2 separate regions of the Homo sapiens genome follow, and region 2 is linked to region 1. The links are chromatin loops, found by intact Hi-C in ENCODE. Cell type or tissue: gastrocnemius medialis. All regions are shown on one strand. Links, peaks and the distances in the headings refer to the core of each region. The heading gives the core; the rest is flanking DNA.

Region 1 (15,241 bases), core at 6,368-8,867:
AACTTTTGAGACTTGCAGAGGCCCAGGCCAACTGTCAAGGGTCAAAGCACTGCATGAACTTAACAGTGGGAGTTTAGAGAAGGTTGGGCATCCAGGGCACCAGAAGGAGGAGCAGGCCATGAGGAGGTGAATGTGAAGGCCAGCCGGCAATGCACACTGAAAACCACAAAGGCCATGCCAAGGCAAGCCTCAATGGCTTCGGCAGCTGGTACTGGTGGTCCAGGCTCCTTGCCAAGGGGCTGAGGCATTGATGTAACTCTGGGGATGTGGGTTATGTGGGCAAATTGGGGGCCAGGCAGCCATGCCCTCTAAGAAGAATCAAGTCAATGTGCCAACTACTACTGCCAAGGTTTGAGGCTTTAGTGCTGACCCAGTGAAGCAGGGTCCAGTAAGACCAGCCAATACACCTTAGGTAAACCAAGGCAGTGTGAAAACAATGCTCTGTTTCTGGGGTATTGGTGTGGCCCCAGGGATCTAGGGCGAAGGGGCCCAGGCAGCCACGATACTCTGAGAATTTCCAAGGCAATGCAGTGGCTTCCCTGCAAGGTCTTTTGTGGCTGGAACCCATGGTTCAGGCCCCTTTCCAAGGAGTCATTGGTGTGGCCCCAGCAATAAGGAGAACATGGGGAAAATGTGGAGCCCAACTCACAGAATTGACAGATAAAATACAGAATGCCCAGCCTAATTTGAACTTTAGATAAACCACAAATAATGGCATGAAACATACTTACAAAATATTATTTGTTGTTTATCTGAAATTTAAATGTCACTGAGCATTCTGTATCTTTATTTGCTAAATCTTGCAACGTGCGATCCATTCAGCCCATGTATTCTAAGAACCCAGGCAGCACAGAGGCCACCCTCATCGCTGTGGGGCTGGCACCAGATGCTTTGTCACTGCCAAGGGTGAGTCCCTCCTGTGGCCACAGTGGTGTGGGAAAACACCAAGGCAAACCACGATGACCCTCTAATGCAGCCCTGCCCAACGGAGGCACGTGGGTCATTTTACACATGTGCCTCAGTAGCCACATTAAAAAGTAAAAAGAAATAGGTGAAATTAATTTGAATAACCCAATATAGCCAAAATAATATCCTTTCAACATGTAATCAATATAAACATATTAATGAGATATTTCACATTTCTTTTTTAGGACTAAAGTTTCAAAGTCTGGTGTGTAGCTTGGTGCATCTCAACTTGAACTAGGCACATTTCAACATTTGAAGCGCTCACTAGCCACTTATACCATGGTGCAGCTTTTTTTTTCTTTTTTCTTTTTTCTTTTTTAAGACAGGGCCTCGCTCTGTCCCCCAGGCTGTAGTGCAGTGGTGCAATCTCAGCTCACTGCAGCCTCAAAGCCTGGGGCTCAAGCAATCCTCCCACCTTGGTCTCCCCAAGCAGCTGAGACTACAGGTGCACCCCACCACATGTGGATAATTTTTGTATTTTTTGTAGAGATGGGGTTTTACCATGTTGCTCAGGCTGGTCTTGAACTCCTGGCCTCAAGTAATCCACCTGCCTCAGCCTCCCAAAGTGCTGGAAATACAGGCATGAACCATCATGTCCAACCCATAGTGCAGCTCTTATAGCATCTGGGGATGGCACTCAGCACCTTGCCAAGAGTTCCAGGCCTTGGTGGATTCTAGTGATGTTAAGGATGCAGGGGCCAGGGAGCCAATGAACTCTAAGAAGAACCAAGGCAATGTGAGGACTACTTTCTCATGACTACTTGGGTTTCCCTGATGGCCCAGCCCCCTGCCAAGGGTCTGTGGTTTTGGGGTAAGCCCAGGGATGTGGGAGACTGGACAGTCAACACACTCTGGGAAGAAACAAGGTAAGGCTTACATTCCTCTCTAATGGGTGTAGAGACAGGCACCAAAGCCCCAGGCCCCAAGCCTAGGGTCTGAGTCAATGGAGTTGCCATTAATTTGGGGGAGATTTAAAGTTATTTGAAGGGGGCTAAGCAGCCGGGTAATATCTGTGGCAAGAGCCAAGTTAATGCAGTGACTATGTTCCAATGACTACAGTGGCTGACCTCAGAAATCAAGACCCCCTGATGACAGGTGATGTGGGGAGTGGTAGCCAACCAATATTGTCCTCAAAGAATCAGGCGACATGGTGAGCTCTGGAGTTGTCACAAAGGCACAAGGCCCTGCCAAGGGTCCCAAACACTGATGTGGCCTATATGACTTGAGGAAGAGGAGTGGGTGGGAGTCAATACACTCTCAGAAATAAATTCAAGGCATGTTGTCTTGCAGGTGGGGCCAAGCAGCCACTGTGGTCAATTTCACTCTCTGCCCCAGTAGCACTCAGATCCCACCCTCCAGAGCCATTCCTCCTCCCAGGACCTGTGCTCTTCCTCCAAGAATGTCTCTAGCTGACATTCTTGGCATGGCAACTGGGCACAAAGTATGCCTACCCCCTGGGATGGCCCACACCAGGCAAACAAAGCAGGGAGAGGTTGTCATTTTCTCTTGTTATATAAGTTCCTACACAATTGCCTCTGGTCCTCAAAGCCTAAAATGTTTGCTAATCCCTACTCTATATCATGACTTTCAGAGGCTGGACCAAAGGTCAAGACCCCTGCCAGGGATCTTAGGCCCCAGGGTGGCTCCTGTGATACGTGGGAGGGGGCCAGGCAGGCAAAACACCAAAAACCGAGACAACATGGTACCCACATTCTAGTGCTTTCTGAGACTGGCACTAGAAGCTAGGTTTCCTGCCAAGATTTGACACTTGGCATGCCCCTGGAGATGACATCAGCCCCGGGGGCGGGGGTTGATGTCCCTGAGATTGCATCAGCCCCAGGGGACAATGTGAGCTCCCTAATGACCTGCCACTGAAGGGCGAGTGAAGAGACCCTTCACCAGGGCAGCCTGCTTACTCAACTATGCATTGCCAGAAAGGTGGCTGGCATGGGGCAGACAGAATCATTTCATTCCCTGGTCAGGAGTTTTCCTGGTGGAGGACCAGTTGTAAAATATGGGTGTATGAGGGATCCACAGAAAATGTAGCCACATAGGGATGGAACTGTCTAACACGTGTGATGTCGGTAAACTCAATGAGCGGAGGATGGCAGAATGGTTCTGCTCTGTTAATAGCTCCAAGGTGGAAGGAAAATGTGGATGTGTGTTCTGAAGTAGGAGCCTTGGAAAAAAGCTGGCCCAAAAGAGGAGCTCCTCTTCTTGTGCGACAGGACAGGAGGGTGAAGGAGAGTACAGAGACCCACCAAACTGACGAGCTGGGAATTTAAAGTCATTAACTTGGAGAGGTCTAAGATGATTGGGCATTACCTCTGTCTGCAGAGTAGGGTTGAAGATGGAGGGCAGAGAAAGGTGGAGGCAGGAGTGGGGAAAAAAAGGGAAAGGAGTAGGGTAGTCAGTGCAGGAGGTGCTTAGAGCACATTTGCAGCTTAGCATAAAGACTAGAGCCTCTTGAAGAGGGCTTAAAAAGGTCAGAGGACAGCATTCAGATTCGTGTCTTCCGGCTAAATGAAGTTGTATGGGCCATTCTCAGAAAATGTTGGGTATTGTGGTCCCAGGCTGAGAAAGTATCCAGAAGGTCAAGGTGCCCCATGACCAGGGTTCAGGTTTGGCAAATCAGGGGCTGCTGAGCTCTGAGTGTGTGTGCCCCCCAAAGTCATATGTTGAAATCCTGTCCCCCAATGTGATGTATTAGGAGGCAGGGCCTTTGGGAGGCGACAAGGTCTTGAGGGTGGAGCTTTCATGAATGGGGTTTGTGCCCTTATAAAAGAAGCACCAGAGAGCTGCCTTGCCCCTTCTGCCATGTGAGGGTGCAGCAAGAAGGCCATCTATGGACCAAGAACGGGGCCCTCAGCGGACATTGAATCTGCCGGAGCCTTGATGTTGGGCTTCTCAGCCTCCAGGACTGTGAAAAATAAATTTGTTTTTGTTGTTGTTGTTGCTGCTGTTGTTGTTGTTGTTGTTGCTTCAAGATGGAGTCTGGCTCTGTCACCCAGGCTGGAGTGCCGTGGTGTTATCTCGGCTCACTGCAACCTCCGCCTCCCAGGTTCAAGCGATTCTCCTGCCTCAGCCTCCCAAGTAGTTGGGATTACATGCACGCGCCACCACGCCCAGCTAATTTTTGTGTTTTTAGTAGAGATGGGGTTTCACTGTGTTGGCCAGGCTTGTGTTGAACTCCTGACCTTGTGATCCAATCGCCTCAGCCTCCCAAAGTGCTGGGATTACAGGTGTGAGCCACCATGCCCAGCCGATAAATTTGTTTTTAAAAATAAATTTGGCGATAATATATTTAAATAAATTTCTCTTTATAAGCCATCCAGTCTGAAATTTGTGATAGCAGTCCTAACAGACTAGGACAGGAGCCAGACCCTTTAAAGGATAAGAGGATCTCTGTGCTATCAAAGGGAAATGGCTGACGGAGGTGGTGTCAGGTGTGCAAGGGGAGTAAGGACATCATGAAGCTGGAAGGAGACTTTGGAGGAAGCCGAGGCCCAGCACTGCAGTGAGAGTATATAAGAGCTCAGCAGCAGTTCAGTTTGGAGTTGAGATTAATAAAAGGAGCAGGAGTTAGGGTCAAAAGAGAAGCCTAAGTTTTGAGATCTCGGACGTGTGGAAGGTATCTGTCAAGGCCCAGCTTATGGTTTTGCCCATGGTAGCAGAAAGTAGTTGAAGAGGCATGGCAACAGGAAACCAGGATTCTAGAAAGGTCACTAACAAGGATATTGAAGTGACTATGGATGCCCACCTGGCAGGATGAAGAGACCACAGGACAGGTTCTAACCTTTCTGGAAGGTGGGAGAAGTGTTCAAGGCATGCAAGTGGTGGTAATAAATTACACGTGGTACACTTTGCAACAAGAGCTGTGAAGTATGTTTTAGATTTATAGGATTGAGTGGAGCAATTTTCTGTTCTCCTGGAGATGGGAGGTGAAGAGGGAATGGAAAGGCGAGGGACATTTCAGTTATGTACAGTGGTACAAGATGTGAACCAGAAAAGCTTTGGTGAGCGGGAGAGTTCATCATCAAGAGAGGTGATGGGAGTGCAGGAGTCCTACTGCTTAGTGCTTACTATTCAAACCCATGCTCCAACTCTCATCTTGGAAGTATTTACAAGAGGAGTGCATTGGTTCTCATGGAAAATGGGCAGAAAGGTCACAGATGCATCTATTGCTGCTGGGCAGAAATGACCAGCTCAGAAGTCAAAGACAAGGAAATAGAGGTTAGTTACATTATATAGATATGCTTCTTTCATTTACTGCAAATTCTGGTACATCTACATTCTGATACATCTGTATCTCTAAGTTTGGTGTAAAATGCTCTGTGATTTCAAGTTGCTGTGGAGAAATCTTTCTGTGCACTTGAGCTCTTCTGGAACTCCAGAGACACCAAGGATAATGCTTCAAACAACTACAAAATTCTCACAATTGATGACTACATTTACCCCTTCTCTTTTTTAAGCATAAAAATTGTTTAGTGCAATGTCTGCTTTCCGTGTAAGATCTGCTTAATCTGGATTCCCACTGATTTTTTCTGGGTTGTTTACGTGTTGATTTGGAAGGCTTGCAATCTCTAAGAATCTGTTAATGGTGGTCGTGTAGACCTGATCAAAGTTTGTTTATGATTTATTGTCCAAGTTTATAAGGTTTGTTTTCATTAAAGCTCTCAGAGATGGCACAAGTTCTTTCTATGAGTAAAAACTTTCTGCTCAAATAGACCACTGGATATTTCATATTCATGCATGTGAAGGAGTACTACTCCTAAATCTGCATCTTATAGCCATTATAAAAGGTTCCCAAGATACTCTTGGCTGACAGCTCCCTACATTGCAACTATGTGGATTAAATCACAGAGTAGTCTGATACTAGCGTGAAGAGCAAATCTCCTATGATACTATGCTAATCCCAGGAATGATCTGCCCTAGTTGGTATTTAATAAAGTGGTCCTTTTCTTTTATTATGGCAGCTTTTCTCTAGTACCTAATAGTGAATCTTTTGTGTCTCAAATATTTAGCTTCAACTATCCCAAGACAATAATTCACTGAGTTTTAGGACAGAGACAGAAGTAAGTGAAGATGGTCTAAGCATTCTTCAAAGCTGTTATCTGAAGTTGCTGCTGCACTCTCCATGCAGGAAATGTAATAATATAATGACTCAGCTAATGACTGAGTACCCACCATAAAGATTCCTCAGGTCAGGCAGCATTTAAACACGCCAGAGCATTATTTAAGGGGAGGGATCGAGGATTAGGCAAAGCAGATTGCATGATGATGTATTTAAGCTCTGTGCAAAAACATATGCATCCATCTAATTCTTATTGCTCTACGTGGCAGAAAATGACCTACAGACACATCGAACACCATGGCTACATAAACAGTAAGCAGAGAGCATGTATGAAGATATAGGTGCCTTTCAGTCAGGATGAGGTCAGGAAAAGAGACTCAGCATCAGTTTGTTAACAGAAGAAATTTCACAAAAGGAATTAGATAACAGATACTGGAGAGCTGAAAAGGCAAAGGCGACCACTGCAGCGACACCCTCCAGGCCAGGAGAATAAAGGGGGCAAGGATGGGGTTTTTAGAAGCTCAGGGAAAGGTGCTGATGTCTCAGCAGCTCTGAAGAGGGTCAGATGCCATTGAGGCTGTTGATGGTGTCTGGGTGACTTGGACGAGGGTCCCTGCATGCCAGGCTCAGGCATCAAAGTAACAGGCACTGACTGGCTGGGCAGGTGGCTCTAAGAGAGCATAGTGAGTCTAGTTCTGGAAGTATGAAAAGAACTGGAACCAACTGCCACCACTTGGGGCAAACAGTTGCTTGGGTGAGAAGCAACTGTTTATTATAGGAACCAAACTCAAAACAGAAAAGAATAAGCCCCTCCTCAACCTACAGAATGGGAAAAATTTTTGCAATCTACCCTCTGACAAAGGGCTAATATCCAGAATCTACAAAGAACTTAAACAAAGTTACAAGAAAGAAACAAACAACCCCATCAAAAAGTGGGCAAAGGATATGAACAGACACTTCTCAAAAGAAGACATCTATGCAGCCAACAGACACATGAAAAAATGCTCATTATCACTGGTCATCAGAGAAATGCAAATCAAAACCACGATGAAGTATCATCCCATGCCAGTTAGAATGGCAATCACTAAAAAGTCAGGAAACAACAGATGTTGGAGAGGATGTGGAGAAACAGGAATGCTTTTACACTGTTGGTGGGAGTGTAAACTAGCTCAACCATTGTGGAAGACAGTGTGGCAATTCCTCAAGGATCTAGAACTAGAATTACCTTTTGACCCAGCAATCCCATTACTGGGTATATACCCAAAGGACTATAAATCATGCTACTATAAAGACACATGCACACGTATGTTTATTGCGGCACTATTCACAATAGCAAAGACTTGGAACCAACCCAAACGTCCATCAATGATAGACTGGATAAAGAAAATGTGGCACATACACACCGTGGAATACTATGCAGCCACAAAAAAGGATGAGTTCATGTCCTTTGCAGGGACATGGATGAAGCTGGAAACCATCATTCTCAGCAAACTATTACAAGGACAGAAAGCCAAACACCGCATATTCTCACTCATAGGTGGGAATTGAACAATGAGAACACTTGGACACAGGGAGGGGAACATCACATACCGGAGCCTGTTGTGGGGTGAGGAGCTGGGGGAGAGATAGCATTAGGAGAAATACCTAACGTAAATGATGAGCTGATGGGTGCAGCAAACCAACATGGCCCATGTATACCTATGTATCAAACCTGCACGTTGTGCACATGTGCCCTAGAACTTAAAGTACAAAAAAAAAAAAAAAAAAAAAAAAAAAAGAATAAGCCCGTCCTGACGGCATGAGCCTCCTTCCAGTCTCCCTCTAGTGCCCCCTAGTGACAGAATTTGAGAAGGATCTGGCAAAGGAGGGCTGGACCTGGTAAGGTCCCAACGCAGTGTGACACAGCAGGATATATAGGAAGAGGTCAGGAGGTAAGGAGCAAAGGCTTAATAACCCAAACAAGATGCACATGCACCTTATAATCCCGTCTACATGCAGGGAGGAAGGTAAAGCAGTAAACTAGGTTACTGTGTTCTGTGTATCACCCTTACTTAAATTTGGAATAACCCTAGGGGCTTTCTTAAATCAAAGTCTTAAATTTGTTTTGCCCATCCAGTGTTTCTAAATCAGATTTTTTTTAACTGTTCCTTCAGTTATATACCAAAAGTATCTCTACAAATTGATGTTAGGAACTTTCTGAGCCCTAAATCAATATAGTAAGAGAATCATTTCTGGGTAGAATGAAAAAGAAATTTTCAGACTGGGTTCATGCTTATATTCTATACGAAGCCTAGCCCTGCTTTTCCAAAGAAGTAGTGACACATATGGAAATGACAACCAGCAAGACCCAAGTCTGACAAGGAGGCTGAATTGCCCCTTTAGAATTATCATTTCTGCCACCTCCCAGCACTTTACCACTTACCTAAAAGAAGACAAAATAATAGACTCTTTTGCTTCCAGTACCTATAATGTACATTTCCAGGTTTGTTTTGGAGTACAGCTGTGAAATCCTTCAGCACTGACATAATTCTCTTCCCTCCAATTGTGAAGTGTTCTTTGAGCAATGTAATTGTTCCCCACTGCAATTCTTACAGCAGCGTGTCAGCATGCCAATCACTTCTTCTTCTTCCAGTTCTGATTCTTCCAGTTCCCTGCTGTGTTAACACCCAGAATGAGTCCTTCCAGCTGTTGAAAGATGTCAGCATATTTATATGAACTACTTTATGTTTCCTGGGGAAATGTTCTAAAAGAAAAGAGATCTTGGCCGGTATGCTTGTGATTCTGCAGAGATGTGACTTGGCTTGCATTTATATTTTCTTTGGGGTCAGTAATAGTATTAAGTATTTCAAATGGCACATGTGACTACACAGTGTCACTTTATCTTAACTGAGCTTTGGTCATCTGTATTCCATTCAATTAGACTACACATATCACTCAGATATCTCTTCTGGAAATGAGAAAATTTGTCTTGTGGTAGGTTCTCCCAGGAAAACCTTGAAGATATCATTTATTGCAATGTTGCTGGACAGCACAAACTCATGGAACTTTTTCTGACATTTCAAATTTCTCTTTATCTTATGTTTGCATAACATTTCTTGAAGATTTCTGAAGGTACCCACAATCTGAGTGTTACACATTTTTCTTTCACTGAAAAGGGAGTTTCTTCAAGATTCTATTTTTTTGTTTTTTTGTTTTTTTGTTTTTTTTTTTTTTGAGACAGTCTCACTCTGTCACACCTAGGCCAGAGTGCAGTGGCAGGATCTCAGCTCACTGCTATCTCCACCTCCCAGCTTCAAGCGATTCTCCTGCCTCAGCCACCTGAGTAGCTGGGATTACAGGCAGGCACCATGACACCCAGCTTATTTTTGTATTTTTAGTAGAGATGGGGTTTCACCATGTTGGCCAGGCTGGTCTCGAACTCCCGACCTCGGGTGATCCACCCACCTTGGCCTCCCAAAGTGCTGGGATTACAGGTGTGAGCCACTGTGCCCAGCCTCTTCAAGATTCTTGATAGGAATTGTTAAACCTCCTGTTACAGGCTGGATTGTATCTCCAAAAAGATGTATGGAACCTGACCCCTGGTACTTGTAAATGTGACTTTATTTGAAAATAGAGTGTACAGATATCATTAAGATGAATGTTAAGATGAGATCATACTGGAGTAGGTCAGGCCTTTAATCCAATATGACTGGTGTCCTTATGAAAGGAAGAGAGAGAGAGAGACAGAGGGAAGACAGCCGTGTGAAGATAGAGGCAGAGATTGGCCACAAACCGAGGAATACCTGGGGCTACCAAAAGCTGGAAGAGGCAAGAAAAGACCCTTCCTCCCCTAGAGGCTTCAGAGACAGCATATCATTGCCAACACTTTGATTTTGGACTTTTGGCCTCCAGAACTGTGAAAAAGTAAATTTACGCTGTTTTAAGCCACCCAGTTTATGGTACTTTGTTTCTGTAGCCTTAGAAAACTAATACACCTCTCAAATCTGCCAACTAAAATTTTAACAGAATAGATTTCTTTTTCACACTTTCCCTGTCTCTGCTTTCTTCTAAGTTAGTGCCTTCAGCACTAGTGAGCTCTTCCCTTCTTTTGCATTGGCTGAACACAGAAACAAAGAATTCTATAAACTCCTTCAAGGACACTCCTGGTAGATGCTGTGGCCCGTGCCTTTGCACGCACTGTCTGATAATTGTGGGGCATCCTGGGAATGGGTGCAGCATCGTTGGTGTTACATTTGGGACACTGTACATGCCCAGTTAGCACTGGCCACTGCTGTGACTAAAGAGAAAAGCCCACAAGCAAATTTTAGAACTCCCAGCATCTTCACCCAGTTCAATAAACTTGTTTCTTAGTTGCCCTGGATTTACAATCTTGTATTTCAATTCTCTACAAGCATGCTATTCTATAACAAGCAGAATCCCAGGACTGCCATAGGATACCTCTCTCTGATGTAGGTCCAGAGGTTTGTTTAGTTCCGAAAGAGCACTATCCCAGGCCTGCTCCCTCATGTGTGTGTCCCTAATTTCTCCTAATTATGATGATTCTGGATCTGCACTCTCTTAGTGTTCTAGGGGTCTCTAACCAGATACTTCCTTATTCTTATACCTCTATCGACAGTTCCATTTCAGAATGTCACAATGCTAAACATACCTGTGATTTCAAAGTTAAGTTATACCGGGGAGGATCATGAAATTTCATGTCCAAGCCAGGGCACTATTTTAGAGGAAAAGGAGATGTTTAAACAGTTAAAATTCTATAATATTGTTAAAATATATTAACCAACATTGATTTTTATTATATTGATGTACCTAAAAGATGAACTTTTTTTTTTTTGAGACAGAGTCTCACTCTGTCGCCCAGGCTGGAGTGCAGTGGTGCGATCTCGGCTCACTGCAAGCTCCACCTCCCGGGTTCACGCCATTCTCCTGCCTCAGCCTCCCAAGTAGCTGGGACTACAGGCACGTGCCACCATGCCCAGCTAATTTTTGTATTTTTAGTAGAGACGGGATTTCATCATGTTAGCCAGGATGGTCTCCATCTCTTGACCTAGTGATCCGCCTGCCTTGGGCTCCCAAAGTGCTGGGATTAGAGGCGGGAGCCACCGCACCCGGCCAAGATGGACTTCTTTAAGCTTTTAAAAATGAGATCTTTTCTAAAAAATAAAATCTATCTATATTAAAGCAGAATAAAAGCTTTATATTGACATTTAAACATTTAAAAATAGCAAGGAGAATAATTATCTTTGGTATATATTCACATCTGTTAATCAGCCTAGCCATTATCTGTCATGAGTATTTTTCTGAATAATTCATTTATTTCAATATATTATGCAATCCAGAGTTGCATATTATGATTAATAAACTTGGAATGAATAGGTCAATTAACTCTTCTGGTGGTCATAATAGTAAGGCCAGAGCATATCTGCTAAATGTATGATATTCTAAATTTTACTTTTGAAATTAAAATATATAAATACTGAGCCATTTTCAAGCGTACTTTATTTTTATCTCTTTTGAGTACCTTTCTTTAACAAATATTTTTCAGAGACAAAATTGGTTAAATAAATTGTCTAATGCCTTTTAATGTTTCATTGAATTTAAACACTTTAAAACTGTACACTTTCTCAATTTCAATCCTATAAAATATAGAATACAAATATGTCCAGTTAAAAATAGGACTTTCATCAAACGATTCTTTAAAGTCAACACGTTCCCAAGCACACTTATAGAACTTAAAAATTAAATCTTGACAAAGAAACAAAAGACATGTACATTAGAATGGAATAAATAAAACCATCCCTATTTGTAGATGACATGGTTGTCTACATAGGCAATCCAAGAAATCTAAAAAAAAAAAAAATTCCTAGAATAAGGGAGTTCACCAAGGTACAAGGTGAACACACAAACATCAATCACCTGTTTATTTATAAACAAGCATGTGGACATAAAAACTAAAAACACAATACCATTCATAATTGCTGCAAACTAAAAGAAATATTTGGATACCAATCTAACAAAACATTCTATACATTGAAAATTGCAAAATGCTGAAGACAGAAGTCAAAGTAGCCCTAAGTAAATGGAAAGGCATGCCGTGTGAGTGGATTGGAAGACTTAACATAGTAAAAATGTCAGTTATCTCCAAAGTGACCTATAGGTTAAGGCAATTTCCATCAAATTCCCAGGAAGGTTTTTCTCCCATCCACATGCTTATTTTTAAATCTATATGGAAAGTTGAAGGACCTAGAATACCTAAAACAATTTGAAAAGAACAGAGTGAGAGGAATCACTCTACATGATGTTAAGGCTGACACTTTAGCCACAGTAGTCAAGACAGTGCAGTATTGGCAGAGAGCTAGACACAGACCAATGAAATAGAATAGGGAACCCAGAAAGAGACTCACACAAATATGCCCAACTGATTTTTGACAAAGGTGCAAAAGCAGTTCAATGGAGGAAAGACGGTCTTTTCAGCAAATGATGTTAGAACAACTGACATCCATAGGCAAAAACCAATAATAATAAGTACTTCAACCTAAACTTCACACCTTATATAAAAATTGACTCCATATGTATCATGGGCTTACATGTAAAACATAAAATCAAAATACTTTTAGAAAAAAATTAAAAAATATTTAGGACATATGGGTAGGTGAAGAGTTACGTATCTGACACCTAAAGCAGTAGTCCCCAACCTTTTTTGGCACCAGGGACCAGTTTTGTGGAAGACAATTATTCCCCAGACACAGGGCGGGAGGGTGGTGGGCATTAGATTATCACAAGGAGGGTGCAACCTACATCCCTTGCATGTGTGGTTCACATTAGGATTTTTGCTCTTACGAGAATCTAAGGACCCTACTGATCTGACAGAGGTGGAGCCCAGGCCCTAATGCTTACCTCCTGATGAGTGGCAGGGTTCCTACCAGTACAGGACCATGGCTCTGGGATTGGGGACACCTGACCTAAAGCACAATCCATAAAAAGGAAAAACTGATAAATTGGAGCTCAACAAAATTAAAAACTTTTGCTCTTCCAAAGACCCTCTTAAAGTCATGTAAACACCAGCTACAGACTGGAAGAAATTGTTTGCAGACCACATATCCAACAAAGTTTTTGTATCTAGAATATATAAATAACTCAGCATTCAACAGCACAAGACAAAAAGCCCAATTAGAAAATGGGCTGCTTCCGGCCGGGCGCAGTGGCTCACGCCTGTAATCCCAGCACTTCGGGAGGCCGAGGTGGGCAGATCACCTGAGGTCAGGAGATCGAGACCATCCTGGCTAACGCGGTGAAACCCCGTCTCTAATAAAAATACAAAAAATTAGCCAGGCATGGTGACGGGTGCCTGTAGTCCCAGCTACTCAGGAGGCTGAGGCAGGAGAATGGCATGAACCCCGGAGGCGGAGCTTGCAGTGAGCTGAGATCACACCACTGCACTCAAGTCTGGGCGACAGAGCAAGACTCCGTCTCAAAAAAAAAAGAAAATGGGCTGCATCCATGAACAGACATTTCACTGAAGAGGATATACAGATGGTTAATAAGCACATGAAAAGATACTCAACATCATTGGCCATTACATCTCTGTACATTAAAACCGCAAGCAGATATCACTATACACCTATGAGAATGGCTAAAATAAAAAATAGTGACAATACCAAATGCTGGCAAGAATGAAGAGAAACTATATATTTATATATTGCTGGTGGGAATGTAAAATGGTAGAACCACTTTGAAAATTCGTTTGGCAATTTCTTTTAAATCTAAACATGTTGGTACCATACGGCTGAGAAATCCCAAACTCTTGGGAATTTATCCCAGAGGAATGAAAATGATGTTCACACGAAAATCTGTTCATGAATGTTCATAGCAGTTTTATTTATATTTGCCAAACACTAGAAGTAACCCAGATGCCCTTCAAGGGGTAAAAAGTTAAACACACTGTAGCACATTCAGCGCTACTGCTCAGTAATAAAAAGGAACAAACTATTGATATACACAACAGCGTGAATCAATTTCAAGGAAATTATATTGAGGGGAAAAAAGCCTATTTCAAAAGGTTATACACTGTATAATGGTTACACAACATTCTAGAATATTCTTGAAATAACAAAATTATAATGTTGCCAGAGGTTGGGAATGGGGGCGAAGGATCAGGTATGTCTATAAAGGAGTAACACAAGGGAGCCTCATGGTGCTGGAATAGTTCTGTATCTTGATTATGGTGGTGGCTACATGAAGCTACACGAAGCTACACACCAGGTAAAATTGCATGAGCTGTACACACACACAAATGGGCACATGTAAAGCTGTAGAAATCCACATAAGCTCTGTGGCTTGTACTGATGTCAATTTCCTGGATTTCATACTGTACTATTGTTAGATAAGATGTTACCATTGAGGGAAGATGGGTGAAAGAGTGCACAACACATCAACATGTTTTTTGAAGCTTCCTGTGAATCTTTTATTATTTCAACATAAAAAGTGTTAAAAAATTAAATTTTGTACACCATTTGAGTTCTAATTCCTACCAGCAATGTATGAATGATTCCATTTCTCCACATCCTTACCAGCATCTGCTGTTGTCACTGTTTTTTATTATAGCCATTCTGATAGGTTTTGTTCTTTTCTTGCTTGTGTAGGGATACATTTTAATGTTTTCTTGTTTGCACGCTTTATTTTGAATTGTTGCTATCGTTGTTTTGCTAAAAGCTGAAGTACTTTGGCACTTTACTGAATACTCTGATTAAAATTTCCCACCTTATTTTTAAAATAATCAAAATTTAGAGAGCTTGACTTAAAAAATCGATACTACTACTGTAGGAAACTGAGGTTGATCTATAAAGTAGTTCTTCAAAGGCTTTAAACTTTTTAAAGCCAATTGACAAGGCAGCAAAGAGAAAGATGTACTGCCATACTGAAATATTTTATTGTTTCCAACGTAAGCTTCATAACAGAGTTTAATTCGTTTAATTCTGGTTGAGTGACTAGAAATTGAAAATTCTCAAAATCACACTGTCTGTGCCAGCTGGCAAAATATTATATCTTGTTTGAACCCTTGGGGTATGATTATGGTGAAGCCTCATGGAGGAACACCAAAGTTTATCACTAAGTCCCCAAAATCAATTATTGTCTCTGGAATCCATATCAGATACCAAAGGCCACTGGAGTGACCTCAGAATTAGTCATTAGAGAAACAGATGT
Region 2 (15,241 bases), core at 7,142-9,641, 110 kb before region 1:
GCCACAGATTCGTTTTGTCTGTTACTGAACTTTATATAAATGGAATCAAACAATGTATACATATTCTTCATGCCTGGCTTCTTTTGCTCGAGTGTGTTTATGTGATTCTTTCATGTTGTTGAGTGTAATTGCAGGTCATTAATTCTCACTGCTGTGTAGTATTCTTTTGTGTGAATATGCCACTTTTGATTTTTCTATTCTACTCTTGACAGACACGTTTATTCAGGTAGTTTCCAGTTTGGTGCTATTAAATATAGCGCTTCTATGAATATTCTAGCACCTGTCTTTCAGAGAATCATGCGGACACACTTCTATTGGTGTATTACATCTAGGAGTAGAAATATTGGACCATAGGATATACTTTGGTAATATTTCCAAACTGTTGTCCAAAGTGGCTTTATCCATGTGTTATCACAGCGGCTGTATAGAAGAGTTCAGTTGTTCCACATCTTCCTCAGCACCCAGTATTTTTCATCTCCTTTACTTTGGTCTTCCTGGTGAGTGTGTAGTGGCATCCCACTGTGGTTTTAACAGACATTTTCCTTTAGACTAATGATGTGAGCACCTTTTCATATGTATTGGCCATGTGGCTATTCATTTTCAAGTAATGTACAAGGCTTTTCTTCATTTTTCTCTTGAAATTGTCTTTTTCTTATTAATACACTGTAATATAAACACAGGGGCCTGGTAACCTCCTACCCACCCACCCCGATACACCACACTCTATTTGACTAACAGAAACAAGAGAGTATGAAATCAAGTCCTAGGTGAGCAAAGAATGCTCCCTAGATGTGGGGTGCTTCCAGCAGGAGCTGAAGTCAACTCCTCAGCTCCTAACATCCCTCCTCTTCTCAGGGCCAGACTGACAGATGAGACAGAGTGAGATGTCATTTTCACACAGTGAGTAACTGCTAAGTCTACACTATGTTCTGAGCACTGCTCTGGGGGTTGTCAATTCTGCAGTGGACAAGACAAGACAGACCAGTCCTTGGAAAATTCAGATGGTCAATTAAGCACAAGAATAGCACTCCATCCTTTCGCCTCTGCAGCTGGGCTGAACTTCCTCACCGAAGAGTCTCAGAGTGATGAGTGCCCTGGCTAGTAACAACAATAATAATAAGCTACTGACACTTACTGAGCACTTCCTATGTCCCAGGTGTTATGCTAAGTATTTCCATGTGTTAAGCCCATGGCTCTCAAATTCTAATGCGCATCAGCATTGTCTAGGGGGTGTATTAATCACAGACTGCTGCTGGGCCCTGCCAGTTTCTGACTCGGGGGGGCTGGGAATTTTCCTTTCTAACAGACTCCCAGATAATGCTAATGGTGCAACCATTTAAGTCACTATGTCAGAGCAACCCTATGGGGTAGGGACTATTATAATCTCCATTACCCTGTGATGCCACTGAGGCACAAACAAGCTAAGCAATATCTATGCCTCTGGCCACACTGCTAATAATCGGTGGAACTGGTATTAGAACCAAAGCAGCATGACTTCACAGAGCACAAACTTGTCTGTTAACTACACCACACTATGCCCCAAGTAGCTTGCTTTTAAAGGCTCTCATAAACAGTCCAGCTTAACTGCTGAAATAAGAGCCTCTATTCCCATTAGATAAATCTGTCCTTCTCTGAGCACTCGTGGATGAGCTATATATCTGTTCTCATCCTGCAGAGAGGTACCAACTACTGTGACAGGTGGATAAGCAGTGGAGGACAGGGACATATGTTAGGGTTTGCAGCTTAAAAATCTATATTTGAATCCCAACTCCAGGCCTTACGTACTACCTTTGAAACCTTGGAAAGTCCTTAAGGTAACTGAGCTTCATTTTCTTCATTATTGTTACAAGAAAAATATATAAAGTAATTTAAAACCCCAACTGATGATAGCTGTTTTATCCTACCAGCTGGAAGGGCATAATTCCCCTGCAGGCAAATGGCTCTTTGTTTAACAGAATCTCCTGATGTAGCACAGTGAGTATGAATGGAGAGGCCCTGAAAGCTGAGACTACATCAAGTCAGAGGCAGGAGGTTTTAGGGGAAACTGCGGGAGGGAAGCAAAGGGCAGGAACAGGAGACAAGGGCTGGGGCCAGGGATCAGGGAGAGGCAAAGAGAAGTAATTCAAAGGCACACTGGGAGGATGGGATGTTCCATGGGGGTGGTGGACAGGGAGACCAGACAGAGGCACTTAAGAAAACTGGTATTTAAAATCCAATTCTAAGTAACTTGCTTTCTGATGGTATGATATCACCACCACTTCCTCCCCCATTACCTCCAAATTCTGCTACTAGATGGTCGTGTGTTTCTGTGTTTAGCAAATAAGCGAATAAATGGGGTTAAACATAAAGACAATATGCCCACCACGAGTAATGCAAACAGACCTCCATGTGGCTGACCCACTGTGGCAGCAAGAAGGCACACAACTTAAAAAAAAAAAATAGTATTTGTGCCTCAGACTGCGGAGCCCCTGAGAGCAGGATCCAAGCCAAAGACCACTTTCTGCCCTGAACCTGAACTAGTAAGTTGGCGTGATGGAGGATGGCGATTCCTGCCTTATGAGCAGGGTGGACATTGAGCCCCAGCCCATGCCCCTGTGCTGGAAACACGGGTGTGCTGGCTGAGTAGGTAGTCATGGAGGTTTCCAATATATGTTATTCCATGGAATCCACAAAGTAGATCTGGGAAAGTTTCTCTTGACGGATGTAATCAGCTAAGAAATAAATAATCCACCTAATAAATGAAAAAAGAATAATAAAATTTAAAAAGCACCATCTGGCAACCCCTGTGAATTAATGAATTCAGGCATTGCTCATTGAGCTGCTAACATTACAAAAAGTGAAACAATCAGACTTTTGTGCCTTTTGACCTAAGAATACACCACTACCCATGAGAGAGTGAGTAGTTTTGCCAAGAGAGAATCAGGGGGAGAGAGTAAGGGAGGGAGAGAGAAAGAGAAAGAAAAACAGAAAGAAGGACGGAGGGAGGGAGAAAGAGAGAGAGAGAGAGAAAGCTGAATCTACTCAAGCCTATGGGTCCAGCTGCAGTCTACAGGAAATACAGAGGACAGATGAGCATGTTAAAGGACACCAAAGGAATGCAACAAGCAAAGACCAAAAAATGGAAAACTGTGGCACAAACATCCCAATTTCATCCATAAGTTGCAAGGGGGAAAAAATGATGGGAGGAACTATAGATTAATAAACACTTAAAGACATATCAACCACTCAAAATGTGTGGACCTTATTCAAATTCTGACTTAAACAAATAAATGATTTTAAAAAAAATGTCATGGAGGCTCTTCTTCTGCCTCAAAGTAGAACATTATCTAACCCACGTTAGATTAGGTTTAGGTCCAGGGAGCGGTAGAAAAAACTCTTCCTCAACTCTTGGGGCTGTGTTCATTCCTAGTCCTCGTGCTTGTGACAAATAAACACCTTGGTTGTAGGATTTGGCTTTTTTGTCTGATGAAGTTCTTATACACTTTCCCACCCATCCCTTCACTGGGCCTTCTCAGGCAACTGGATGGATTGAGAAAGAAAGAGTTGGGAAGGGAAAAGAATATGTCTTTAGGGAAAGAAGCCTATTTTAGGGGTGAGGAGAAAAGGATAGCTTCCTAGAATGGTGGGGCTAAACTGAAATGCCTGACACCACCCCCTGCTCCCATGTCAGCAGGGAGATGTAGAAATCATTGAGACCTAAACTGCGGCAGCCACCTTGTCAGGAGCTGAGAGAGGCGCTGATAGCCACAGGTGACCTGCAGGATGTTAGTCAGGCTAATGAAGGTATCAAGTGCTCCTTAGCACCAGAACACAATGCTCCTGGGTCAGAAGGAGAAGAATCGAAGTCATGTTGCCAGGAGAAATATTTTTTGTTCTTATGAGGCTGGACTTTGCTCTCCTGGGAGAAAACCACTAACGTTTCCTTAGTGGGGTATGTTTGTATTTTTGATAGCTAGTGAGGAAATCAGCCATAGCACTCACTGGTGGGACTAACCTGGAATCCCAGAAGAAAAAGAGGTGGAGGGGGAGGTAGCTGAATCTGCTGAAGCCTATAGACCCAGATTCTAATTTGTAGAAATACAGAAGACAGAGAAATATGTTAACGACTACCATACTATAAAGATGCAAGCAACAAAAAGCCAAGGACTGGAAAACTGCAAAGAACAGGAATTTAATTCATCGATAAGTTACAAGGGGAAAAAAAGGGTGGGAAGACATAGATTTTTTTCTTTAATTAGCCAGGCCTGGTGGCATACCCCTGTAGTCCCAGCTATGGGGGAGGCTGAGGTGGGAGGATTGCTTGTGCCCAAGAGGTCAAGGTTGTAGTGAGCCATGATCATACCACTACATTCCAGCTTGGGTAAGAGAGTGAGATCTCTATCTCTAAAAAGTAAATAAAATAAAATTAAAAAAAAAAGACTTAGAAGACATGTCACCCTCTCTCACTGAACCAGACAGCACCCTTCCTCCTCTCAACTGGCATAGCTTGAGCAGAGGAGATGTTCTGAGGACAGAGCTAAGTTAGCTAGACAGAAGGGGAGACTGAGGCTGGGGATGGGATATCCTCTTCCTTCTGGAGGAAGGGATACAGCTCTCCATGGAGGAGGTGGGAAAATGACCTGGGGGCTTAAAAGAGGAGGCCACTGCAGGAGGAGGTCAGGAAACTCGAGAGAGGCCTCTGGGGAGATGTGGCAACCATGTGAAGAAACTACCTTTAAATATGTAATTTGAAAAGAGCTTCTGCCCCTTGAACAGAGAGAGCAGTTACTGAGTTGATGAATGAACAGCCTCTTTTCTCCCCACCTTCTCTGCTCTGACCCTTTAGGGAAAGACTTGTGTCAATAGGAACCTAGTCAGGTTCTGCCATCTTGGGAAGTGAGTACTAAAATATGCCACGGGCCCAAGGTCTGCACAGATCCCATTTGGGAGAAGGTGCTTAAAGATGTGGCTCCTGCCCCCACAGTGTCCTGTCTACACCTTCATAGTACTGCAGAGTGGACCTGATGAGGAACCTGGGGAGGAGGAGGACACTCCGGACAAGGACACAAACCCGTCCCCATCATGTCGCCAAGCAGAGCAGTACCAAATGGAGCATGGAGGTCCCTACGGCTGACCAAATGGGGTCACCACTGATTAATGGCAGCCCCAGAAAGACCTAGAGGAGGGAAGGCAGGAGCTGAAATACATCCCCATGCTTGAGAGCTGGGAAAACTGAAGGCCATAATCTCTCCCCTAGAGATTATTAAGAAATAGTTCTGAGTGTCTTAGTCCATTTTGTGTCATTGTAACAGAATACCACAAATTAGGTAATTTATACAGAACAGATTTATTTCTTACAGTTCTGGAGGCTGGGAAGTCCAAGGCTAAAGGACCTGTATCTGGTGAGGGCATTCTTGCTGTGTCATCCTATAGTGGAAGGTGGAAAGGCAAGAGAGCAAGAGGGGGGCAAACCCACTTTTATGATGAGCCTACTCTCATGATAATGGCATTAATCCACTCATGAGAATTGGATGGCCTGTTCACCTCTTGTTAGGCCCTGCCTCCCAACACTGTTGTATTGGGAATTAAGTTTTCAACACATGAACTTTGGAAGACACATTCAAACCATGGCACTGAATAACAGAAAATGAGAGGATGCTGATTCTCCCAGATTAAACTAGTAACATGGTGATAAACTCTCAAAGCCCCTCAATAGTGCTACAAGCATGGTCTTGCATGTAGTCTCTTGTGGAGGTACAAAGGTGCTCCTTCCCCCAGTCGGACCCAGCCTGGATCCAAGGAACCCCACTTTTACTTTCAGCTGATGCCTCTGTGCAGTTCAAAAGGCATATAACTGTATGTAGCCCTCTGGGTAAAGGTAATATGTATCTCCCATGGAGGAAGGTAGGGGTTAGAGAAAGGGCCCATGTACCTAAGGGGGTTTTGGAGCAGGGCAGAAGACTAATCCCACAGGCTCTGGCCGATGGTCCTCCCTGTGTGTCCTCTGCCTTCAGGGGCTTCCTGGTGTTCCTGTATTTCTTTTCTGAAGCTCAGTGATCTGGGATTTGTTTGAGCAGAAATGGAGACGATGAAGCCAAGCAACAGATATAGGCACGTTTACTTGGGGAGTAAAGGGAATAAACTGGTACCGGGAATCTGGCAGGCTCTGATGGGGCTTCCACTTAAAGCCTTTTATCTGGATTTCTGTCCAGCCTCTCCTGCTGCCCTTCCTACTACTCCCACTCCTCCTGGGAATCTGAGCTGTGCAAATAAACCCAACCCTGACTGGGCTGGAAGCAGGCAAGTGACAGAGAACCAGTGAAAAGGGAAAGAGGCTTCCCGTCTGTCTCCTGGGGCCCTGCGGCTGGAGAAACTGAGGGTGGGGAGATTGGATCACTTCCGCCATGAGGGCTTCAGCTGCATCCTGTTCTCACAGCCCCCTCCCTCCATCCTGCCCTCTCCAATTTATCTCTGAAGCTGTGTGCATGTCATCTCTAATGGCTAACATTTATTGAGCACCTGCTATGTGTGTTCTGGGCACCAGGCCAAATGCTTTACACACTCTAGCAGACCGGGCTCTGAGCTGCAAGCAACAGAAACCAACTCTGGCTGATTTAAACCTAAAAATAATTTACTAAAAACATCTTTGGTTGCTCATAGACTCTCTAAAGGGCCTAAATACCAGGTTTGGGGCTACACACTCAAGAATAACACCCAAAGTGATGCTGCTGCAAAAATGGTCCACATTTGAACACCACTGCTGCTGGGCTGGCCCTAGGCCTGGAGCTTGCCAGCTGGATGCTGGCCACCAAATTAGCAGCACAGCCACTGCTGTCCTGAGAACTCTTAAAATGGTTGCAGCAACCAGATATAATTCTTTAGGATCCCCTTGAGTCTTGGGCAGGTGCATCCGAATGGCAGAGCCAAGTCTTCCATAGTAGAAGGTAGGCTCTGCCACCCACTCTGGTCCCAACATAGGGAGAAATCTCCAGACACAGGGAGAGAGTGAGGTTGGCCACAAAGACAGACACCTGTCCACTTCACATGCTTGTTCTTGTTTCTCTCATTTAAATCTTGACGGTGGATATGTCATCCTCACTCATCAGAACAGGTACATGAGGGTCAGAAATATTAGCCAAGGATACACAGCTAGTCAGCAGCAGAAAGCCCAGGAGGATTGAGGGCTAACTGACTCCAGAGAGAACATCTCCTAACCCTAACTCTCTTAAGCCTCCTGTCTGCAGCACTGCCAGACAGAAAGGAGCAGTCTGCAGGAGAAAAATAAAGCAAGACAGAGAGCAAGAGACAGAACATGTTTGTGTGTCCTGTGTCTGTGAATGTGTGCATGTATGTGTGTGTGAATTGTATGTGTGTCTACATGAGTCTGTGCATGTATGGCTTCCCTGCATTCCCCTGTTTACAGTTGCAACCCATGCCCCTGAGTGAGAGTATAAGTGTATGTGAATTGTATATGTGTGTTTGCATATGTCAGTATGAGTCTGTGTGTGTAAATATTGTGTGTGTGTTTGTTGGGAGGGGGTGGGTTCAGGACCTCCCCCTGACCCTGCCCATTTAGGATATCAGGAGCTGACTATAACAGCCATGCCCTATCTACCCATTCCAGGGATAAGAGCACATCTGTACCTAAAGGGGCTCCCTAACTCCGGACTTTATGAAGTTGACCAAAAGGATCTATAAAGAGAACTGAATGCAGGGTTGGCATTCTAAATCCTTAATACCCTAGTTGCTACTGGCTCTGACCACAACCACACAGCTCCACTCCACATGCTGCTCTGATGCCCACTCTCTCATCAGCAGCCCTGACAGTGTGCAGTATGGGCTGAATATATAGAAACCACACAAACTCGGAAGGAAACATGGGGTCTTTGAAATCAGTCCCATTGGACTGTGAGTTTCATGTCTCTCTTGTTCATCCAAAGGCCCAGGGCTGCCCCATGCTGGCACGTGGCAGGTGCTCAGTTGAATGAATAAATGAGTGGGCAAGTCAGTGAATGAATGAATAGGCCTTCTCACTGACAAAGTCACAGTGCCCTGGACCAGCATCACCAGGTGGGTCACCTCCATGATCCTGGTCTGCCTTGACGCCTCTGTTTTCCAGTCCCCATACGATCCAACAGAGGCTTTGTTCATCTCTTGCTTCCTCTAGCTTTTTCCCATGTCCTGGTATTTGCTTATTCATTTGCTTAAAGCACTCTTCCAGAGTATGAAATCTGTCCCCATTAGTTTCTATAGGAAGGCTTTGATTCCCTCCAACATGTTCTGGAAATGCTAGACGAGTAGTATAGCAACTCACCACACCTCAAGGAAGATTCCCTGGATGTGCAGCCAGGGAGCAGGGACAGGAGACAGAAAGAGGCTGGATCTGTGGATAGCACAGTGCAGCTCCCCCAAAGCCTGGACTTAGGGGACTGCAAAGCCCACACAACAACAGGACTGGGACGTAACTAAGCTGCCATTTTCCTGACTGCACAGTATTTGTGCACACAGCAGTCAAGATACCTAGAAGATTAATATTATGTTTGATGCTCAGATGACCTGCTGCAGACCCAGGATCTCATCTCAAGACCTGGAGGAGAATCCAGTCTTTCAGTGAAAGAAGTTACCTGCTTATTGCATCCCATAATGAGGCAGAGTCCTTGCTCTCTGTTGCCCAGGCATCTCAACCCAGGGCTCTAGGCTTCGGTTTGTGCATCTGGCCCCCTGCACATCTGGAGTGTTGGAATTCAGAGAGTGCAGCGGCAGCTTCTGCGGGCCCTGCCTGGAGGAAGCCTCAAGAGGGAAGCACTGTTCCAGCCTCAGAGCCTGCGTGTCTGAGCTCAGTGTAGTTCGAAGCCACCAGCACATGCTGGATTCTTCTCCCCTCTGCCTGGTCCCTCTCTGGTTATTCTTTCTCTTCTCTCTGCCAGCCCAAGCCTCCTCTGGCAGGAGAGAGGGAGAACTGTGTTGCAGGCAGGGAACTGAAAGGGAGAGGATGTCCCAGAGGAGCTGACAGCTCACGACTGTTGCTCACCACAGCAGGGAAGGTTGCCTTCTCCTAGCCAGTTGTGTTTTCTCCTCTTCCAGCCCTCATGCCTGTTTGCTGGGGGGAAAAGTGTCAGTGTCAAGGCTCAGGCATGTCATCTCCCTTGCTGCCAGCAGGCCTCCCGGTTCCTACCAAAGGGCTGCTGGAGGGGAAAGGCCACCTCAGCTGAGGCGTGCCTAGGTGAGGGATCCCTATGAAAAGCCAGTGACATCCTCCTGGCCTGGCTTCAAGTCCTCAGGGAGCCACAGCACAGCTCCCTCTCCTCCCACGGATGCTGGCTTCCCCGCATTGCCCTGTTTACATTTGCAACCCATGCCCCTGAGCTCCCGGTCCTCCCAGAGGCTACAGGACTCGGCAATAAAGGTGGTGACAAAAGAAGAATTAAAGCAGGCTGAGGGGAGCCGGAGCTAGAGAAAGCGCCACTTTACCCAGGGCAGTCAGGGAAGTCTCTCTGTGGAGGTGACACTTGAGCCTGGAGACCTGCAGGAGGGAAGGGGTGAGCTGGGCGGACACCTGGGAAAGCTCACTCCACAGGGAACAGCGTGTATCACCCACGCAAGGAGGGGTCCAGCTGGTTGGAAGAGAGCAAGGAGGCTGTGTGGAGTAGCAGGGACAGGGGGGAGGCTGAGGAAATGAGACCAGAGCAGGGCTGAGCAGGTCAGTTGCAGCTTCCAAAAAAACCCTTTTAGGCATTTAAGTATCATTAAATTCTCACTCAGACACTCTGAGATAAGTATAATTATTATCCCCATTTTCCAGATGAGGAAACTGAGGAGGCGAGAGGTTACATATTTCCCACAGATCACAGAGCCAGGATTCAAGCAGTTCTTGCCTGTGGTCTGCACACCAAACTGCTTTGCTACGTCACCCGTAATAGTAACTCATCCACCTGAGAGTTGGGCAGACACGAATCCCAGTGCTGGACAGCAGCGCAGGATTTCTATGGCCCTGGCAGGTGAATTCTCCTCTGTGTGCTTCTGTCTCCTCACACGCTGCACCTCACAGGGTCATAGTGAAGGAGGAAGCAGAGATGAGCAGACATGGCTTCATATGGTCTGGGGATCATCCTTCCCTTCCCCACCCCATTTCAGGCAGATGGGGGCAGATTCCAGAAGCCAGGGGTAAGGAAGGTCAGTCTGAAATCTGAGGGGGAGTGGGCAGCTCAGCTACAGAAACCACAGGGCATGAAGGTGAGGGTTCTGGTGGAGGGCGTGTCTTCCCAGGGTGCCAAGGGGGTGGGTTCCAGAAGGCCTTAGGCCTGGTTCTTCATGGGAAAGGCTTAGCTCTGAAAGGCAGAACACCCACAGATAAGAGGAAAGAAGAGTGGGTCAAGTGAAGGATTTTCAAATGAAAGGAGACTTGAAGCAGTGGAGAGAGTGGGAGGGAGATGGGGAGTGTTAGAGACAGTGATAGCAGGTGGGTGTGCTCAGGGCCAGTGTTTGAAATAAGCAGGCGTGGCCCTTGGTTGGCTGTCCATGCCCCAGGTGCAACTACACTCACTGTTTGCAGAGCTTGGCCCTGTGTGTCATTATTTGCAGAGCTTGGAGCTGTTTGCAAAGCTTGTCATTGCCTGTGTCACCATTTGTAGACCGTGGCACTGTTTGTCATTCTGTGGAGTTTAGTTTTATTTGCAGAGCTTGGTATTATTGGGAGAGGCTAGTACTGTTTGTGTCACTGTTTGCAGTACTTGTCCCTGTGTCTGTTGGTGTTATGATGTCGACAGAGCCCATTCCTCCCTATTTCTCTGTTTGCTGAGCCTGTCAATGCTGATGTTACTGTCTCTGTGGATGTTCGGGGTCTGTCACAGTCAGAGGTATGGTCTGCAGTGCCCTTCACTTCCTGGGTCCCTGTGTGCAGAGCCTGTCATGGCTGGAGTTATGGTGTCTGTGCTGTCAGTGTCACAAATGCAGAGGCAGTCTCTCTGTGCAACTCTGTGCTGAGGCTTCTCACTGTTAGTGTCGCTGTCTGCGTCATGATTTGCAGAACCCATTGCTGCCTGTGCCTCTGTTGACAGGGTCTCTCACTGTCTATGACACAACAGTGAAACATGATATCACAGAGGAATATTCTTCACAACCATATCTGAAGCCTATCTCTGATCCCCAGCAGTCACTGCGCCCCCCACCTGGGACACATACACCACCTTGCCCCATGCTCCCATGCCCTCTGACCATTTTTGAATACTGGCCTCTGGAGTCTCGTAAGACCAAACACCCTGCCTCTGCTCCCTGCCATACTTAATGGGCCTCACACCCTGCTTCCTGGAGCTTGATTTCACTGCGGAGTCCAGGCCTCGTGGATGGCTCTAGACCAAGAGCACAAGCAGATTTACAAAAGAATCAGTGTTGGCAGGAAGGGGAAAAAAATGACATAGAAAGAGAGGAGCCATCAGGAAAGATGAAAGGGTTTTGCTTCTTCATCTGACGGGTCTTGAAGGCTGTCTTCGGGAGGGAGATGGCTCCTTACGGCAGAGGGTGTAATTAATTAAGGGTGAGGTGCAGTGAGCTCAGGCAGCTGGTGCAAGTGATAAAGTGGCATTGTGCAGCGAGTCCCCGGTGGTGACGGAGATAAGGGCCCTGTCACAGGCACGAGGCTTGCTGGTTGCAGCGTGGGGAAGAGGCAGGGGTGTTTCTAGAGGGAAAGGCAGGAACTGGCCAAAACACATTTATGGGTGAAGCTCTGCCTCCTTCAGACCACAGCACCTTGAAGTTTAATCCCCTGGTGGGAAAGCCGAAAATACCCATTATGCCACTGCTCATTTCTTGTAGACAGAAATATAGAAAATGAGAGCATGTGTTGAAGAAAAAAAATCAAAAGGAATGGTTAAAAGAAAGTTTTAAATAACATTTTTAAAAGCATAAGAAACCCATAGACTATTTTAAAAAAATAAAGAAAATCCTCATTGAAAGCCAGGAAAAAATGTGTGCTGAGGATCAAAAAGACTGGTTTCTGGAAAGGAAAAAAAAAAAAAAACCCTCTGCATTGCTAACTAGCAGAGAAAAAGAAGTCATGTAAAGATGTAAAGGGAAAGGCATCCTGTAAGTGTATATAATCTATATTATATATTTATATTTTATTATTAATTATTTATTACAAGAAAAGAGTGCATGGCAGGTCAGATGTACATTTGAAGTCAAACATCCAGGAAAAGCATCTGAGAATCCCCTTGTGAGGAACTCCAAAGCCAGTAATAACAGTTCCTTTAAATAACTTCAAAGTCAGGGAACCAGGTGAAGAATAAGTGGGAGCCCTCAGTGATCACAGTGCAAAAGGTGCACAAAGAACGAAAAGAGGCTGGTGGACAGGCTCAGCCAAATCTGTGCCAGGGAAGATGGCCCTGAAATCTCCACTCCCAAAATGCCTTTTGATGGTGAGAGTTGAATGTACAAGATCAAATATTAATGACAATGGTAACTCCTTACATGTACATATTGATTTATGGTTTGCTTTTTTGTTGTTATTGTTTTTACTCACATTATCTCATTTAATCTTATCATAACATAGTCTCTAAGATGGGCAGGAAAGGAATTTTTAGTAGCCCCATTCATAGATGCGAAAATTATTATCAAAATTGGTTATGAAGTACTATGGTTTGAATGTCTCCTTCAAAACTCACATTGAAATTTAATTGCCTGGCCAGGTGCAGTGGCTCACACCCGTAATCCCAGCACTTTGGGATGCCAGGGCAGGTGGATCACCTGAGGTCAGGAGTTTGAGACCAGCCTGGCCAACATGGTGAAACCCCATCTCTACTAAAAATACGAAATTAGCCAGGCGTGGTGGCATATGCCTGTAATCCCAGCTACTTGGGAGGCTGAGGCAGGAGAATCACTTGAACCCAGGAGGCAGAGATTGCAGTGAACTGAGAACGTGCCATTGCACTCCAGTCTGGGCAACAAGAGCAAAACTCCACCTCAAAAAAAAAAAAAGAAAGAAAAGAAATTTAATTGCCATTGTGACAGAATTAAGAGGTGGGTCACTTAAGAGGTGATTGGGCCATGAGAGATCCACCCTCATGAATGTATCAGTGCCATTATTGTGACAGTGAGTTACTGATAAAAAGGATGGGTTCACTATTCTAATGTTCTCCCTCTGTTTGATACACTCTCACACTTTCTTGCCATGTGATGTCTTCCACAATGTTATGACACACCACAAAGGCCTTTACCAGATGCCAGTGCCATGCTCTCGGACTTTCCAGCCTCCAGAGCCATGAGCCAAATAAATTTCTATTTTAGTTACCCAGTCTGTGGTATTCTGTTATGGCAGCAGAAAATAGACTAAGAAATAAGGCAAGAACCTTCAGCTAAATCATGTCAGCATTGGAACATGATCCTAAAACCCAGAGTCTTTATGCAATATCATGCTATCTCAATTTGGATTCTTGCAGAAGCTGAGCCTGAGGCAATGATGTGGGTGCAATATCGTTTATTTGGGAGGTGAAGAAAGCACTGAAAGAGGAATGGGACAGTGGAACAGGGAAGGGGAGAAACCAAAACAGAGTGAGTGATCAGGCTGGCTAACACCTGGTTCCTAAGGCCCAGTCCTGCAGAGACCTTGGAGCAATAGCATAGCACTAACTGTAAGAGTTTTCCTCCTTGAGGGGAACCCAAATTCTGAATTTCATCCGGAAATCAGTATAAATAGGTCACCATGACCTGTTGGAATCCACTTGAACCTCCTAAATAAACTCAAGGGTGAACTGTGAAACTGATATCCATGATAAGTTACTTGTTGTTCCAAATACTGCTATGTTTTTTTGGGCTGGTAGACTGCTAACTATGCCTGCTCCTAATAAGTGGATCCTTGAAATAGGAATTATCTGTAAGATAGATACAATAATTATTCTGTAAGATAGGGATTATTGAGCCCACGTTTGACAGATAGAGAAACTGAGGTTCCAGGAGATTAAATAACTTGCCCAAGATCACAAAGTTATTAAGTAGGGAAAGCTAGATTTGAGTTCTGAACTTCTAACTCTAAAATCTATACCACCTGTGTTAGTGAATGTTCTCTGGAGAAACAGAATCAATAGGAAGTATAGATAGGTATAGATATAGAGAGATTTATTACAGGAATTGGCTCACACGATTATGGAGTCTAAGAAGTCCCACAGTCTGCCCATCTGCAAGCTGGAGAACCAGGCAAGCCAGTGGTGTAATGCATTGGCTTAAAGTGAGTGGCTTAAAGTCTGAAGGCCTGAGAACCAAGGGAGACAATAATATAAATCCTGGTCTGAGTCCTGAGGCCCAAGAGCCAGGAGCACTGAAGTCCAAGGACAGGAAAAGATGGATGTTCCAGCTCAAACAGGGAGCAAACTTTTCCTTCCTCCACCTTTTTTGTTTGTTTGTTTGTTTGTTTGTTTTCCTCTCTGGACCATCAATAGACTGGTTGATGCCCATCCGCATTGGGGAGGGCAGATCTTCTTAACTTGGCCTATCATTTCAAATGCTGATCTCTTCCAGACTTATCCTCACCGACAAACCCAGAAAGAACATTTTACCAGCTATCTGGGCATTCCTTAGCCAAGTCATGTTGACACCTAATGTTAACCATCACACCAGCTTTTCCTATAACTCACAGAGGTGGTCTTTGGAAACATGAAACAGTAAATTTTACCCCATCCTCGACCAATCCGCTACCCACTGGATAAGAGAAAGTGGGAAAGAATAGAAATTGGTTAAAATGCAATTTAGGTCTGTTCCTGGGAGACAGATTGCCATTGAATTTGAGGGGATTTCAAAGAGGGGAGTAAGAAGGGAATTTGAAGCCTGTCTCAAGCCTGTAAGGATGGCTTCCCTGACACCTGTTCATGACAGAGCTGTGGCCTGGAGAACTGTGGGCCTGCAATAGAATGGGGATTCTAATGGCATAAGTGTGTGTCTGGGGGTGAGGTCCCGGTGGGCATGAGCATCATGAACATGCAGTGGGGCCAGTGGAGCTGGCCCATAGGGTGGCTCAGATGGAGAGAAGGCTTGGAATCTGGAGCCAGATAAGAGAGGTAGAAACAATTCTTGGAGTGTCTTGGGGCTGAGTCCTCTCACGCCCACTACTGCCTGCTATACCTCCAGCTCCACAGCCCCACCAAGGCCCTTCTGCCTCTCCTACTTTGAATTCTTCTTTTTTTAGAGCAGTAAGCCCGGCACTGAGAGGCAGTAATTGGGGATCTTTTGTTCCACACAGTCTCTGCCACGCTTGCTCCCAGGGTTGCAAAGTTGC

Evidence for each region. A loop is a pair of places that touch in the nucleus more often than their neighbours do. Peaks named below come from ENCODE experiments on the same cell type or tissue, not always from the same donor. Only the 100,000 strongest peaks of a DNase experiment are listed, where the experiment ranks them.
Region 2: it touches region 1 in a loop (2.9-fold over the local background); 2 of 110 quality-filtered maps call a loop at or near these places.

Annotation. Positions count from the first base shown.
Region 1 is chr6:40,816,621-40,831,861 of GRCh38, forward strand. LOC105375053 (a long non-coding RNA gene) reads right to left here and starts at 8,723. Exons shown (of 3, transcript XR_926790.3): 1 at 8,463-8,723. In gastrocnemius medialis, for the core only: a CTCF peak has its summit at 7,890 (motif pointing left); a DNase peak (open chromatin) is centred at 7,901; H3K27ac peaks cover 550 bases.
Region 2 is chr6:40,704,385-40,719,625 of GRCh38, forward strand. LOC101929535 (a long non-coding RNA gene) reads right to left here and starts at 10,994. Exons shown (of 3, transcript NR_187731.1): 1 at 10,523-10,994; 2 at 9,912-10,014; 3 at 8,460-9,079. It overlaps LOC105375052 (a long non-coding RNA gene), which reads left to right and starts at 11,158. Exons shown (of 4, transcript XR_926789.2): 1 at 11,158-12,060. RefSeq lists an enhancer at 8,776-9,277. In gastrocnemius medialis, for the core only: no CTCF peak of the experiment used is centred there; no DNase peak of the experiment used is centred there.